Regions from separate parts of the Mus musculus genome. Here region 2 is linked to region 1. A link is a loop called in an ENCODE intact Hi-C map of the cell type or tissue named here. Cell type or tissue: left cerebral cortex. All regions are shown on one strand. Links, peaks and the distances in the headings refer to the core of each region. The heading gives the core; the rest is flanking DNA.

Evidence for each region. A loop is a pair of places that touch in the nucleus more often than their neighbours do. Peaks named below come from ENCODE experiments on the same cell type or tissue, not always from the same donor. Only the 100,000 strongest peaks of a DNase experiment are listed, where the experiment ranks them.
Region 2: it touches region 1 in a loop (2.4-fold over the local background); 2 of 42 quality-filtered maps call a loop at or near these places.

Annotation. Positions count from the first base shown.
Region 1 is chr2:181,833,088-181,841,647 of GRCm38, forward strand. It overlaps Pcmtd2 (protein-L-isoaspartate (D-aspartate) O-methyltransferase domain containing 2), which reads left to right and starts at 4,767. Exons shown (of 7, transcript NM_153594.3): 1 at 4,767-4,897; 2 at 8,068-8,251. In left cerebral cortex, for the core only: no CTCF peak of the experiment used is centred there; DNase peaks (open chromatin) are centred at 4,776, 5,396 and 5,812; H3K4me3 peaks cover 1,943 bases; H3K27ac peaks cover 1,389 bases.
Region 2 is chr2:181,759,980-181,768,539 of GRCm38, forward strand. Myt1 (myelin transcription factor 1) reads left to right here and starts at 7,050. Exons shown (of 23, transcript NM_008665.4): 1 at 7,050-7,362. In left cerebral cortex, for the core only: no CTCF peak of the experiment used is centred there; DNase peaks (open chromatin) are centred at 4,932, 6,846, 7,150 and 7,459; H3K4me3 peaks cover 1,734 bases; H3K27ac peaks cover 1,271 bases.

The DNA of each region.
Region 1 (8,560 bases), core at 340-8,339:
ATCTGTTGTTTGTGGCCACCAGATATATGTGACCACAGCTGCCACAAGCTCATATGTGTGGGCATAAAACCACCACACAAGATTCTCCTATTTATACATAAAGACCTGGTTGACATCCATAGTCCACTGTGTGGAGTCATCTATTGTGGCCACCTCCTCTTAACTAAGCTGGGACTAATATCCACTGCAGTTTTCTGAATAGCTTTTACTTACAGGGTACCACCCCTTGAGTTTCCATCTCATAGTTCATAAGAGACAAGGAGGAGTACTGGCAGGGACTGGTTCAGATAAAGGTGGTCATGAGCTTCTGACAGTGAGATCTTGGGTCCCATCTACTAAAAGTGTCCCAACCTAGGCTTCTTTGTATATGGCCTTTATAAGGCTTTATGTCAGCAGCATTTCAGATATGAACACATATAGTCCTTATATAGACCCAGCCAAAGTGACACAAAATTGATACTTGCAAACATTTCCCAGGGCCCATGTAAAACTAATTCTTTTTTTAAAAAATAGTGTTAAGACTCTTTTCCCAACTATTCCACACATGTAGTTCTATATCTTCATATTCTTGTGGTAGCTATGTAGTAAACAGCAGAGAGACTTTGGTACCTGTCTGAAGACTACTAATTCTATTCTAAAAAGCCTAAAATGAGGAAGAAAATTCCTTCCTTATTCCCTTCAAGATGACCTATTCTAGTCAGGTGGTTGTGGTGGCGGTGGCACATGCCTTTAATCCCAGCATTTGGGAGGCAGAGGTAGGTGGTTCTCTGAGTTTAAGGCCAGCCTAGTCTACAGAGTGAGTTTCAGGACAGCCAAGGCTACATAGAGAAATCCTGTCTTGAAAAACAAACAAACAAACAAACAAACAAACAAACAGAAAGATGACTTATTTTGGCTGTTTCTTTCAGCTCAGCTGCACAGTGGTGATGTCTTGTGGCAGATTTTGTATCTTGTCATTTTTCCAATCACAGCTGCCCAACATTAACCTTTCCTAGTAAGGTTCTTTCTTAGGATTCTTCTACCCACCTCCAGGTTGGCACTGATAAAGTCAAATAACATTCAATGTATGCAAGCACCCAGAGGCCAGAACACTGAGCTTAAGGCAAAAGTACTCAGAAAAGACATCAGAAGGGTGGAGTAAGGAAGGGACTGAGGACAGGGTGGTTGCCACATGGGGGAAACTTTGCACAGTTTGAGGCATGTCACCTATTGAGTTTCCTGTAGTCAGCATTGAAACAGCTTCCCTACTACCAAGTTCCAAGCATAAAAAGAAACATGCAGCTATTGTCTGATGTACAGACACAGAGTACCTCAAGAGCCAGGTTTTTGGCTGTGAAACTTCAACTGGATTTTTTTAAACCAATATTGTAATTGCTAAGGCACTGCTTGACTATTATAAACAACAACCACAACAAGGATAAATGAGGCAAGAAGTGGTATCTTTAGTGATGAGATCAAGAAAAGAGCTGTCTTTCACACTTAACCTTGAGGATCTTGTGCCTGCCATTCTTTTGTGTATATCTATAGTTCCATCTGGAACACTGGGTTTCATGCCTGACAAAAACAAAAACCCAAAACCCAAACTCTGTTGCTTCACAGTGTATAGGTCGGCTCCTGAGTTCTTTTAGTTTTTAGATGTCTGGAAATTTTCCAATTAAAAATGCAATGTATTTTAAATTGGGGAGTTTTATGTTTATAGATAATTTCAGCCACAAATAGTTTCATGGATTCCTCACTTATGCACAGATTCTTTTGTTCTTAATAGCTTACATTAATATACATTGTTAAAATGGATATCAATATATATTACTATGAACTAAAGTCTATAGTTTTCATTAAGGTTCATTCTTGAGATAGAATATTATGTGTTTTTGTGGCACTGGGACTTTGCTCAAGTTAGGTAAGCACTTGCTCTACCATTGAGCTACATCCATAACTTCCTGGTTTGGGCAAATGATGATCACATGTTTCTACTATTACAGTATCATACGGCATCATTCACTGTCTTAATAGTCTTTCATGATCGACCCTTCTCTTGCCATCACCGAGGTTTTGAGAGTTTCTACGATTGTTTACTTTTCCATAGTTCATATCATTGGGATCACACAATATGTCATAGCTTTTCCATATGAGTGTCTTTCATTTAGCAGCAAGCACTTGGAAGCTGAAGAGATAGCTCAGCTGGTAAAGTGTCTGCCACGTAAGCATGAGGACCTCAGGTTAAATTCCCTAGTATTCATATAGAAAGTTGTTTAGTGAGAACTCTCCAATTTTGGTTTCTTTAAGAAACACAGAAATATTATTAGACTGTGTTTTCATCTTAATCCCAGGTGTGGGGATGTGGGGCTGCTTTGGACGGACCACAGCAGCTGACTGTGATTTGCCTCAGGCTCTAGCAGAGGCCTTGTTTGACAGTTCCAGATTGTCTAGGGCCCTGAGAGGCAAGGTGGGTGGAGACTGGTCATTTGGGGGCTGTTTGCAGTTTGTTAGTAGTTGTGCTCAAAAAAGAAACAAGAAGAAAGAAATTTGATTCACAGATATCTCTCTCTTCCTTCTGTCCTTCTTTCTCTCCTATCTATTGATACAGGATGATGCAGTGGGGAGGGGCAGTGGGTAAAGGGTGAGAAAAAGAACCCACAAAGTAGCTAAGTCCAGCTACAAAGTTGGGCATGGTTCAGAGCTGGGGAAGCAGAGACAGGAGGATCCCTGGGGCTTTCTGGGTTAAACTCCAGGTTTAGTGAGAGATAGTTGTCTCAAAAAATAAGGTAGAGAGAAATAAAGGAAGCGACTAGACATTGATCTCTGGCCTCTACATGTACATACACACATGTTCATGTATACTTATTTACATATGCATGCAAACACCACAGACACACCAAATTTAAAAAAAGCAATTAAGTGTGTAAGGTTGCTACATGTCCTTTCATAGCTCAGTAGCTCACTTTTCAAAAAATCCCTGATTAAAACAGTTATGTGGCTATACCTCCCATCTATTTAATATTTTTTGTTGCTTCTAATGTTTGATGATTACAAATGAAGCTGTTATACTACCTACATGTGCTGGTTTTGTGTATAGTGGTAAATATCTAGGAATTCAAATGGTGATTTTTTAAAAAGTTTTATGTATGTTGGAATAGTTTTGTACAGCCCTGGCTAGTCTTGAACCTATTACACTGCCAAAGTATGACCTTAATCTCCTGGTCCTTCTTCCTCCACCACTAAGTGCTGGCATTACACTTGTTTGCTGTCACATCTTCTAAGACGTTGCTTAGTTCAGTAGCAAACTGACAAACTATTTTCCAGAGTATCTTTATTATTGCTCATTCCCACCAGCAATGAAAGTGATGTGCTGCTGTTGCTCTACATCCTCACCAGTATTTGGTGAATTATAGATTTTATAAATTTTGGCTATTCTAATAGGTGTGTATTGATATCTCATTGTTTTATAAATCTGCATCACCTAATGACAAATTATGTTGATATGTTCATATGCTCATTTGCCATCTGTATATTTCCTTTGCTGAGTCATATGTTCATAGCTTTTTCCCGTTTCTATTTGTGCTGTTTATTTTCTTATTGTTGAGTTTTAAGGATTTTTAGAAATCCTTTATCAGATATGTGTTTTGGGAATATTGTTTTTCAGTCTATGTCTTACCTTTTTATTCTTCTGACAGTATATTTTACAGAGAAATGATGCCAGTGTTAAAAAGATATATTTTACCTTTAAGTGTGTGTGTGTGTGTGTGTGTGTGTGTGTGTGTGTGCACATGCCTGAGTGCCTGCAAAGGCCAAGTGTCTTGGGTACTGGAAATCAAATTTGGAAGAGCTATGTCTCTATTATTTTTACACGTGGATGTCTAATTATTCCAGCATCTTTTGTTGAAAAGACCAGCACTCCTCCATTGAATTGTATTTGTTCTCTTATCAAAGGTGAGTTTACTATATTTGTATAGCTCTAACCTAAGTTTTGTATTTGATAGCATCAATTTATTTCCCCCATATGACTCTTGATTACTGTAATTTTAATAGTAAGTCATGAAATCAGATGTTGTTAGGCCTATACTTTTGTTTTGTTTTGTTTTTGATCAATATTGTGTTATCTAGTTCGGGTCTTTAGCCTTCCCACGCAAACTTTAAAAAATAGTAGAATCATTTTCTCCTCATTCGTACCACAATCAACTGCAGGTTGAGTGACTTTCTTACAGCTATTGACTCAGGCGTCCAGACTCCTTCCTTCTTGACACTACTTCCTTCAACATGTACCCTCCAAGCAGTATAGAGGAGATGTGCAATCCCAATGAAATAGAACAAAAACTCAGAACAATCTTGAAAGGTAGCCCTAAAGATCACTTAGACTTTGGTCTATTTTGTAGGTTTCTTAGAAGTGGCCAGAACTGCTGGTTCAAGGTTCAAGTGTGCAGATGGCCATCCCCTGGACCAGGTAGCCTGGCAGGGTCAGGGCCGGCAGTCATTTGTGTTGTAACTCCTGCAGGAGAGTGGACCCAATCTATCACTCTTGTTTCTTAACTCCTGCCTTTTCTACTGTGGGGGCTTTGTCCTTGAGTGGACATAAGCAGGCAAAATGCCCTTCTCCCGTCGACACGCCAGCATCTTCTCATATCATTAGGCCGGGATATGCTCGGAGACCACCTAGTGACTGACCAATCAGGCAGGGACACACTTAACTCAAACCAGTGGGTGGAAAGTGGCAGGCTCGTGGGCTGTGCCGTTGCCCCTTTAAGAGTGTCCTCCAACCGCACATGCTCAGTTCAGGTAGAGCCCGCGCACGCGCAGAGGTAGCAGCGGATGTTTACAGCGGCTGAGGTCCGTCCGAAGCGACAGAAGCGTCTGAAGAACTGCTCTCCGAGACTCAATACGGGGGCTGCTGAGCGCCGAGGTAGAGCCGTCTCTGCCCCTCGGCCCTTCCCTCCATATCCCTTCTCCAGCTCTGGTTACCCGTTCCCCAGCGTCCGTGTATCTTACCATCTCCGAGAGTTTCGAACCCCAGCGCCTGTCACCCCCGCCCCCCCATCTCCCTGCCCAGCACCTCCCTCCCCTCCAGCGTGCCCCCCCACCCCCCGCCTGTTGCTAATTCTGGGATCTGATTGCTCTAGTTCTACAACCTATTTCTAATTAAGTAGGAAATGTTTGCAATTAGCTCAAGGGCAAGTCGGGCATTGACCATGATTGAAACAAATTATACCTAGGGTGGATATTGGGAAGAAGGCAGAGTATCCTACAGAGGAGAAAAAAAAGACCCCTTTGGGGAAAGATCTAAAGTAGCTGGAGAGAACCCCTGGGGCCTGGACCCTTTGTTTCTTTATTAGGCCTGTGCCTCTGCCATCAACTCCGTCATCTTGAGTATCTGCCCTCTGCTCTCTTGGGCCCTGCACTGTTGTTCTCTGTTCTTATTGAAGACATTGCTAAAGTGGGCTCCATTACGTCTGGTAGGTTGTCTCTAGAACGAGGTATTTAAGAGGCTCAGCACTGATTATATATAAAGGGAATTGAAGTGGGCCCTCTTGAGGTGGTGGCATTTGGTCTCTCCTTTTGCCCTGGCTTTTCTCCATCCTCCTCTGAGACCTTGCTGGGAGACTTGGGAGAAGGGACTCATTTTTCTTTTTTTCTTTTCTTTTCTTTTTTTTTTTAATTTCGGTTAGTCCCAAAGCTTTTCCACGCACGAAACAGTAGGAATTGTCCCTAGTCAGTACATACTACTGGTCAGCTTTCATTCAGATGCAGACCACAAGTGATATGCATTTGAGGCACACCCTCCAAGAGTTCTGGTTTTCAAGACAAGAAGCCTTGGCTATTTTCCTCGTTCTGCTGGCAGGATGATGGTTTAGAATACATGTTCCTAGCAAGGTATCCCCTAAGAAAGTGACATCCACTTGACTGTGGGCCAGCTGTCGCAGTTTTTTCAAACGCAGTATAGATATGAAACAGGGTTCTTTAGTCCAGCTTCACTTGTGTTGTTGTTGTCCACTTGGGGTCCTGTGCTGCTCAGTTTTTTTCCTATGCCCTTTTCTTCTGTTGGCCTGTGCTAATCAGTTCTGAATGGGAACTGTAATAAGCATTACAGCAAGTAGCAAAGTGTGTATCGTAGGGTAGTAAAGGAAGGACAATCTCCTAAAAAATAGTTCTTTGCTTTCAGTTGGAATCTACTGCACTGCATTCTTGTGCAGTGATACTGTTTGGTTTGGAGAGAGTATTTTCAAGTATGTTTTAGGGCTTTCTTTCTTTCTTTTGACATGGTGACTGATCACATCTATCTCAGCAGCAAGTAGTGATGCTTCTATGCAAGGCAATATTAGATTGTCAGACAAAGCTAATACTAAGTACCACACTCTATCATTATTCACCCACTCTCCACCAAAAGCAATTGATAGGGCTACCTTGGTGTTCTGTGTAGTCTAGAGAATGATCTACAATAGTCACACTTTCTGTTTTAAATGAGTGAATTTATTAAGTATATATAGCAAGCAAAAGTAAAAGAACTAGTTAGTAACAGAAGTAGTTGATAGAAAACATCAAGTTGAGTATTCACTTTAGTAGGGATGACTGGGATAGCACAGTTGAGAGACCAAACAAAAGGTAACAGCAGAAATCATCTGCGAAAATTCCATTTGAAGCAGCCATTTGAAATTCCTGATAGAGAACCCAAGTGAAGCTTCCAAGTTAAGAAAAATAGATAGATAGATAGTAGATAGATAACATCATCAAGTTGGGCACTTACAGTCATCTAGTAGAAATCAACTGGAGAAGTTGAGGCTGTCGGTTGGAGTTACCAATTGAACTTTCTTTTCTCTCCATGTTTGAGATTGCCATGGCTGAACTTCTGGTTTCTTGTTTCTACCAAGGCATTTTTATACCATGCAATAAACAGTCTTGTAAATGGCTAGTCTTTTAGCTATTCTCAAGGACAAATTGTTTTACTCTTGCGCTGTTTTGTTCTTCCTTTCACCCATCATAGAATTAGGTACCCACCAAGCTCCAGGAAGAGGTACTTTGGAGAACATTTGGAGACTACTAGAAACAAACATACTGGCGTTGGTACAGGAGAGTCCTCACTCTCATCATCCACTTTCAACAGACTTAAACAGCATATGACAGTTTACCAACACAATGCACATTATACTTGATTATCAAAGTATTAACAAGAAGTTAACAAAGAATGGTGTTCTTTTGTGAGTCTTTAACACCTGTATCCATATTGTGTACAAAACAAAAGCCTTTGGCTAAACAGTGCTGGTTTTACCACAGCTCCTCTGGCAGTCTGTGACTGTGAGCAGTTTAGTAACTCAGACCAGCTTGCCTTACCTTCTGATGTTCAATGTAGTGCTGTCTGGTAGGTAGTAGCTATAAAAACAGGTGGCTGATTTTTATTATTATTATTATTACTGGAATTCTTTTAATGTGGAATTAGCTTTTACTTCAGTAAAAAAATTCAGTAACATAAATGTCTAGTACAAATGAAATATATCTAATGTGGTACCTGCTGAAGATTAATTTATAGAACTGGGATAGGGTGAAGAGGATGGCTTTCTTGATTATGTAGGACATGTGTTAAAGGTTTTTTCCTAAACTGAGCTGTAAGCATATAAATACATTACTCTATTTTCAACTGGTGTCCCAAATTTTAATATGACTATTTTAGATCAGTAGTGTAGCAATAGAACTAAGTGGCTTATCTAAGATTAAGCCCAAGCTTATTAGCACTAGGGACTAGTTACAACTTAGGGCAAGGGCTCTGAATTCACTTGAAAAGTAGATTAAATTTTAATAATTGAACTGTGATTTGAAAATCTAATATTTTTCTTGACTATGAAGATGGATTATTTCATCATAAAATGGAAAAGAATTTATATCAAGAAAGTTTTTTTTTTTTTTAAGATGCTAGAGTGGTAGTTGATTTTCATTTCTAGGCTTAATTCTCTAGCACTGCTGTTACCAGTTGTGCACATGGGTGTGTCTAGGGATGGGTGTGTCTAGGCCCTGTCTCCAGTATTCCAGAGAGAAGACTGGGAACAGGGACCATAGCATAATTGTTGTTATTGTTTGAGACAGGTTCTTATATAATCCACGCTGGCCTGGAACTCACGGAAGATCACCTTGAACTCCTGAGCAGGAGCTGTTGAGATTCAGAAAGTCTACTAATCTTTTGTGGTTTGGTAGTCTTTCCTTCAACCGTTTATATCAGCATCACCAGCTTTTAAGAAATAAAGCCATTAGTTTGGAAAAGTCACCCGAGGTCAGTATAAAACTGGGGAGGATATTTTTCATTTTCTAGAAAGAAAAAGACCTTTCCGGGGTAAAAAAATATTCCCTGTTCACTGGATCATGGAATATTGTTTTAGTAGTTGTACCTAAAGGGGATGCTTTCTTCACCAACATGGGATAGAAGATAAGAAATATACTTCTTAGATAGCAAGGAAAAGGAAGCTATATAGTAAGTAGGCCTCTGAGTGCCCCGGCAGTGACCCTGTCTACTGCTAAACTTTAGCCTTGAAACTGATTTTATGTTTGTTACAATAAAGTGTCACAATGTGTTCTATTTGGG
Region 2 (8,560 bases), core at 322-8,321, 73 kb before region 1:
TTTCCCTTCTAGCCACACAGCCTTCTCTCTCTCTCTCTCTCTCTCTCTCTCTCTCTCTCTCTCTCTCTCTCTCTCTCTTCCTCTCTCTCTCTCTCTCACCCCCTGTGGGTTTAGTTAATACTCATCCCTTCTAGGAGATTTTGGATAAGCACAGTATCCTAGGCCAGCAGGCTCCTCATTCACTTGGGTGTTTGAAATAAATTAGCTGAACTGGGCATCTTGTTGAACTGCCTTTCCCTGCAAGTCACTCTGAGGTCAATTACACCCTATTCTAGCTTGGTGCATAGGAGATAGACAGGAAAGTGGTCTCTCTCTGGAGATTCCAATCCTACCTGAGGTCTGATTTAGATAGTTCATGCTACAAGGAAATGCTTCATTCCTGATGTGGCGTCAAGGGTAGCTCTCTTTCCATCCCTTCCAATAGTGCTTCCTTAGGCCTAGGCTGCTATAAAATCTGCTGTTAGGACCCTGAGTTTGGGTTTCTTGGGAGCTTGAAGACTTCTGACTGGAGTTTCTACTGAGTGACTTCTGCTCTGCAGACCAATTTGCTTAGAGGCCCGGCTGGCAGCTTGACCTTCCTTGCCTCTACTAATCCTGTAGGGTGGGTAGGGGTATGGGGAACAGGGAGGGAGTGGGGAGCAAAGGTAAAATGGGGGGACAGTGGGGAACAGAGCAGTTGATGGTTAGAGGAAACTGGAGCAGAAGTGAGTGTAAGAGAAGTGGGGAAAGGCAGCTACAGGTACCGTGGTGGACAGTCAGGTCTCCCCTTTCTGTCTGTTCCTAGCCATGGTTGTAAATCTCCTTAGATGAAGTGACCTTGGACAGGTTATCAATGCAGAGGGGACTGCTAGGTTATGGAACCTTGAAGTGTGTGTTGGGTGGGGGGGGGGTGGAGACAGTGGCTGTTTTCAGTGAAGCAGTGCAAACATGTTCTGGGTGGGTAGGTTTCCCCAGGCTCTATTCTACCCGTGTCAGAGCAGCAGGCTAGCTGACTTGTGGATGGAGTCCTGGCTCTGGATCCTGAGATCTTAGGCAGATCAAGCCAAGACTTAGGCATGGCAGACATCTTGGCTCCTATGCTCTGGTTCTGTAGAGGATCTGGGAGCCCTAAAGTTCTGGATTATGTCAAGGGGTCAGGGCAGAGAGACTCTGAAATGTGTGCTAGGGGTACCTTTTTAGAGATTCTTAGAATACTTTTAGAACTTAGGATAGGCTAGCAGAGACATTGTGTGGTACTGCATGCTGGTAATGTCATTACAGGTAATGTCAGAGATCTCCCTTTTGGCCAGTAGCAGTTCCAACTATGGTTGAGAATCCAGGGAAGGCAGATGTTGTAGCTAGCCAGAGCTCAGAATAAAGCTGGGTTAACAGCTGCTGTCAACAACCAGAACTGTGCTTTAAACATAGGGCTGTGACCTGGGTAAATAAACACTCCTAAACTCTCTTGGGCACACACGCTGTCTGGTGATCTCTGACATGCTGTTGGCAAGTACTGCTTGCCTTCAGTACCTAGCTGCTGGGGCTCAGGGGCCTCCTAAGTCAGAGTTAGGGTTGAACTGTCTTGATAATTCAAAACATGCCCAAATTTAAGTCTAGGATCTATACAAAGGAAGCAGCACTCCAGAAGTGTCTCCTTGATTTCTACTAATGTCCTTCAGGGTGGGTAGGCGTTCCAGTCAGATGGAACAAATGAGACTTGATAATTCAGGCATGGGGGGTCATGATGCATGGGGGGCTGCTAGGTTATGGAATCTTGAAGTGGGAAGGGGGGAAGAGACAGTGGCTGTTTTCAATGAAGCGGTGCTAACATGTTCTGGCCCTGTGTAGTGTTCCTGGATCTTCATTTGACTTATAAGGAAACTGAGTTACATAGACATTGACAACCTGTCCAAGGTCACTTCATCTAAGGAGATCTACATGGCTAGGAACAGACAGAAAGGGGAGACCTGACTGTCCACCACGGCACCTGTAGCTGCCTTTCCCCACTTCTCTTACACTCACTTCTGCTCCAGTTTCCTCTAACTATCAACTGCTCCTGTTCCCCACTGTCCCCCCATTTTACCTTTGCTCCCCACTCCCTCCCTGCTCCACTTCCCCTCCTTTTCCCACTTCTTATTGCTACCCATTTTATCTCAGTTCTCAATTTTCTCTCTTCTCGTTTGCCCTACTCCCTTGTATCCCAATTTCTCACATGCCCACGTGGCTCCCAACGCTTATGTCTCCTCTTGCCTCACATACCCATTACCTCAGATTCCTTCCTTCTCCCTCTACTCACCATGTCCCCCATTTCTTCCCAGGTTCTGATTTTCTCCCTGCCCTCTCTTTCTATGTGCCTTCTATTCTCTCCTGATCCCACCTCTCTTTTTCTCCTTCCTGTCACTTCAACCAGTTTCAGAACTTGTCACTCACTCTGTTCTCTGAGTGACACAACTTGCCTTTGTTTACAGTCCTACCTCTACTCTAGACTCATATGTGTAGCCTTTGCCTAGGTTGCCATTATCTCTCTGTGACTAATAGGCACCCAGACATTCATAAAAAGCCATAGATTTCTGTCCTGATCAACTCATGGCACCACTCAGAAACCCTATGATCCCAGGTGGCTCTCTCTTAACTTTAGTGCCCTAGATCCCTTGATAGCCTGGTCCATCCCCTAGAGCATCTGCCAACTTGAGTGGCATCATTGCCTCCTGCCTCCCTGGGCCACTCCTGATTGTCCACTGCTTGCTCGTTTTTCTTCATTTTGGATGTGGGCATTGCTAGAGGTCCCAGGTATGAGGAACATGCTCGCTCTGCATATGCCTCTTACAGAGCTCTGAACAGTTCTCTTGCCTCACCCTTATTATAGACACTACTTCTGAATGGAAGTGACCAGATTGGGCTTAGTCATAAGCTGGGAGAGAAGAGCTTAGGGCTCTCACCCTGGTGTCTACCTGGATAGTTGCTTTCTCAGTACTGGGGGGCCTGTTGTGTCCAAGTTCATTATTCAAAAGGGCCTCAGTGGGCTATCCTGTACATAGGGTAATGTAGAGGACTCATCCCTGAAAAAGCCTGTTCTCCTTCCCACTTGCTGACTTGTTCCCACCAGACTGCAGGCTTGATCTAGTGTGACAGCCCAATTCTAGCCACATCTCCTCCTTCACTGTTCAACTATAGTATAGGGAGGGGCTACTCCTACTCCCCTGCTTTGGCCTGCAGGCGGGGCCCATTGTTTGGGCCTGAGGCCCATTGTGTGGGGAAGGGAGCCTCATTGGCAGGCAGCCGGCATCAATTTGTGATTATGTGCTCTCTGTTTTGATTGGCTGGTTGTGGTCTGTGCTCCCAGGGTCCTGGGACACAGAAGTTTGTGCAGCAACTTTTTCCAGCATGAAGTGACTTGCATCCAGGCTCCAGAGAAGAGGTTCATCCATCTTGCCAGGATGACGCTCTGCGGGAGCTTCCTGGGTGCGTACCATCCCCAGCCCCTTGCACCTCTCCCCAGGCTGTTCATAGTTCTGCCGGGATGCCCTGTCAGTGCTCAGTGTTCTTTTCTGGGGTGAAAAAGTGATAGACATATACTCCTCTTGAATGCCAGCCAGAGACCCTGGGGACATCTTGGGTCCCTTTCGGCAGAGGTGCTGACAGCCCAGAACCCTGTGAAAGCCTCACAGCTTACCCATGGTTGGAAGTTGGGTGGATGGTGGGTAGCGAGCCTGCTTGTATCTTTGTTTCTGTTTAGGACTGCTGGCTGGCCAACTGAGGGAGAGATACTAGCAACCCCTGATCCAGGAGGCTGGGAAAGTGGAGGTGGACTGTGACTTCTCATGTCTTCTTTGTGTGAATGGGAACATCTATACTGGTTGTCTTGTGTCTTCTTCTGCTAGGTACATCCTAATCACACTCACAGTTGCAGGGCATAAGTGTGCATGTGTGTGAGGGAGTCTCATAAACTCATTGCCAAATGTTTGCGAGTGTGAGACAAGCACACAAAGTCAGCCTGGAGTGTGGGTAAAGTGGCTCCTGGTTTTGTTTGCTCCATCTGCCAGGGCCTGCCTGGGGCAGCGCCCCCCAGCCCTCAGCTGTTCTATACAATATTAATGCTGACCATCTCGGCTGCGCACACAACGCCCTAATTGTCGCCGGCAGCATTAAGGCAGGCGCCCATCTGCGGGAAGCTTTCAGAAGGAAACAAGAAAACCTCACCCCCAGCTGGTCACTGGAGAAGGTGGTGCCAATTACAGATGCAGAAAGTTTAGAACAAAATTACTTGAAAGAGTTTTTATGAAGCAAATGAACTGACACTTGGAATGTCTGTGTGCGGATTTGCACAAGTAATTACACCTTATTTGAAATGATCCTACCAGTTAAGCAACAATTAAGTCTGCTCTCCCAGCGCACACAAAGCACTTTCCGAGTGAGCCGACAGCAGTCATAGTTTAGCTTTTCAAATCTCTCCATTTCCTCCTCTGAAAAGTCTGTGGACCCACCAACCCAACAGAAATTGTTTACCTGTAGATCTTCCCAAACTTAAAAAGGCACGTGCAACCTGCCTTCATATTTTTATGAAATAAAGCTTAAAGGAACAGTGTACTATTGAAAAAAATGTTTTATGAGTCTTAAAAATTCTGACAAAATTTTATCTTATATAAGGAAAAAAAGTTTTAGATTATACCTTGCTGTTGTCACAAGCAGGAGCTGTTTGAGTTGGTAGTACACTTTTGGAATTGCTTTGCCTTGCTAGACGAACTGGCAACTGAGGACCTGGTGCATACGACAGGCTTTGGCGAGTAGAGAACAAAGGCCAGCTCCGTGGGGGTGGGGGTGTGGGGGTGTGGAGTGAAGGGAGCGCTGTCCAGAGTGCTGATCAGTCTGCGGCACGCCTCCGCTCTCAGCTCCTTTCAGGGTCGAAGGGAGGTGATCAAACCCCAGAGTTGGCTGGAAATTCTCCACTCTGCTTCTTTTCTGGCACCCCCCGCTTTGTTCTCCAACACTGTCAGACAAAGATCTTGAATCTTTACTCCTCAAACCAGCTTGAAAACTCTCTACATCTCTAACTTACCAGATAGGTTGCCAGTCCTGGGCTCTCCCTGGCTACTGATTTGAGATTTCCTTGCATATTCAAAGTACAGCCCCAGGCAGAATTTGGAGCATATTCTAGTCCACTGAGCTAAAACTCTCAAAGAAGCTTGTGGCTGCTTGAAGGGATAGAAATGCTGACAGACTGAGGTTTGTGCAAAAACACTTTCCATTCCCTCAGAAAATAATGATGCCCCACAAGGATTTTTTTTGTAGCACATATTGGCTTCTCCCTTTTGTCTTCTCTGTTTGTGTTATTTCTTAAGTTTGATTATCATGAATCTGAATTAAATGGCTTTCCTGGAGTCTTCAATACTGCTGGGTAAGGTTAATTCAACACAGGCTCTCCCTTCTACCCCACCTTCTCCTTATAACAATGGCACACAGTGCCACCCCGAGCCTGCATTCTGCCGATAAGGCTTTAATAGAATTTCTGAATGCTAAAGGTTTGGGATGTAAAATATCCAGCTCTGACAGCTTGTTCAGAGGAGATAGAGGTGGATTTTCAGGAGTGCTCTCAGCCGAATGTGTCCTTTTATGCTAATGGATAGGAGTTCACGAAAGAATAGGAAAATGGTGGGCAATCATTGTAGGACTCTCAAATGTCCTCCCTGGGCTAATTAATATTTCATCTTGTTTGACCACTGGCAGGCTTGCATTTGTTTCATTTTTGCTTGAGCTAAATAAATGCCCCATATGAATTTTGTATTTTACTTGTATGTGTAAGAAATATCATACATAACTTCTGTTTCAGAACAAAGCTCCTTGTTTTATGTACAGTATATAGAGGATGAAGTATGTGTTAGAAAGGATTGTTCATGAAGGAGAGGCTTCTGCTTACATTCCACAAGGTCCTTACAACCTGTTCTCCTTGCAAAAACCAGCATACTTGCTCTATCTTATCCAGACTTCTGGTGGCCCAAGCCTGTCTATGAAAATCAAGCAGGACATGGTATTTCTGCACAACTTGCCAGGAAACAGTATTTGTTTTCTATTAAAACCTGAAATGACCTCTGTGTTGTGCTGTGCATGCTTTGTTTTCTAGATGTGGCAGTAGTGTCTTCTCAGGATCATAATTTGGCTTTCATTTTTGTGTTTTCCAGTGCAATTTCCAGTTCTGATTTGTCAGTGTGAGGATGAGTTTGGGGTGACAAACGAACCCGGGGTTCTCCTGAGGTTGTTCCTGTGTTCAGCTCTGTAAACTGAGAGAAACTGAGAATTGGCAGGTTAGGAGGTTGACAGGCAGGCTGTATCTCCAGGGCGTGTGTCCCACAGACTTTCCTTCTTGGTGTTTTGGCGGTCGCTCCTTGCAGACAGTGAATTTATGTTTCTAGGGTTAGGATAGCAGTGCTTAGAGATTTTTAAAGTGTTTTTTGTTTGTTTGTTTGTTTTGGGAGAACTTTAGTATCAAAACATTAAAACAAAAAGGGAAAGTGTGTCATTGAAAAACATCTTTTCTGCTCTGTTCCTTGTGAATATACTTTACTGTTTCAATCTTTGACCTTAGGTATCATTTCTGAAAAAAAAATCCACCCTAATTCCTGGTACTTCCATATGAAGATGAACCCATATAACACTTTTAGTTCATTTGAGAAATAAATTCTGCAATCCATTTTTTATGATGGGAGGTTGTATTCCTAACCACCAATAAATATTGTAAAGCACTTTCGCCAGAGCCATGCTAACCCAGGGCATCTGTCATTCCGGTCGCTGCTATTAGGAATTATTGGACTGAACCACTTGCAGAAAAAGAAGAGGGGAGTGAGCATGGTTGGCATAATGCTTCTTGCTCTTTTGTGTGTTTTACATTTGATAAAACCCAATCATGCTGTATATTGATTATAGATATATTTAGGCAGATTTGGGCACATTTGTTGGTGAGGCTCAGAACAGTAAACAGGAAAGCTATTGGTTTGGAGCACCTCTCACCTTCAACTTGGCAGATCCATCTTTCTGATGTTATACTGTAAATTTATTTCACCTCAGAGAGTAAACAGATATATTGGAGCCCCAAGGGTTCATGGGTAGCGTATTTACAAAGGAGCCTCCTCCGCCAGCCCGTGCCACCGCTGCTAATGAGAGCGGTCATTAAGTAAATGAGACATCGCCTTTAGCTGGCTTAGGAGTTCGCACACTGAGGGGAGAAGATATTTAATTGAAACCCACACACAGGCTTCCCCACACGTGACTGCGGTGAGGGAGGCAGCTGCCTTCCCCTCCCCCGTCCTCCCCCCACCCCCCCATGTAAATTTCATGATTGCTTTCCGTGATGTCATTTTGAAAGAGGACAGACAATAGCTGTGGGGAAAGGTAAGTCAATGTTATGTTCTTTTGCTGACAAAGGCAGATACCCAGGGCTTAGCTTTTCCCCTTGGACAGAGGGGAGGGCTAGAGCAGAGAGGATTTCTAAGAAAGCTCTCTTTGCAGAAAAAGCAGGTTGGGGGATGTCTTTTTAAATTGTTCTGAAGGACAAGGCTTTCTTCTCCCTGTCTGCCTGGGCTGTGTGTTCCTCCTCTTTCTCTGCCCTTCCTGCATTTCTGAGATTCTCATGGGCATGTTGTGTGTCTAATAGAAAAGGCATAAGGGGAGGAGGACACTGTGGATCAAGACAAGAAACTTTATCTGTATTTCTGGAAAAGGAGCACAGATGTGCCTGGCCATGGGACACAGAAGATCTGTGTCCAGGAAGGATGCTGACCCCATATGCAGGTCTATCTGAAGCAGAGACTTGGAGCTTGGCTGTTTCTTGTGGGACACACACTCCAGGTACCCAGAAGAGATGATCCTGGGAGCATTTTGTCTTCTTGTCACATACTTTCAAACTTCAGGAGCAACACCCAGGGAGCATGTGTCTGTGGGATCCAGGGGTAGCATTTGCTGTTACTGTTCTCAGTTCCTCCTGTGTGTGTTTGTGTAGTTGGGATGTGCAGTTGTTTGTAGTGCCAGTGTAACTGGGTTTTCATGTTTAAAACTAGGAAGTCAGTTTGAGCTTTGAACACAGAGATGCCATTGCATACACATGTGCTCTGGAGGAGTTGGCTCTGTTCATGAGATTTATATTCTTTATGAGTCAGGATAATAATCAAGTATAGGGAAGTTTGTGTATGAGTGCTGTAGCTACTCATTGCCTGCTCCTTTCAGACATGGATGCTTTCTTGTTTCAATATAATCTTTGAATCAGTGGATATCATTGGCTGGTAAAGTTGGTTGTTTAATTTCTGAAATAAAGCTTCTAAGAAATGGCTTGAAGATTACATGTGTCTGGTCAGACTGTGTTAGCTGTAAAATAGCAAACAACAACAACAATAATAATAAACAATGACTGTGACTATTAAATTGTTCTTTTTTTTTTTTTTTTTTTTTGAGGGGGAGAGGATGCATTTGGTTCCACTGGCTTAAAAAAGAATCTTAGTCCTGAGGGTATCTTTGAGGCTAGTGGCCAAGTGAACAAAAATAGGAATGTGTTAAGGCAAACTTAGGAGGGGAGCATCTAATTGGCACTAAAGGG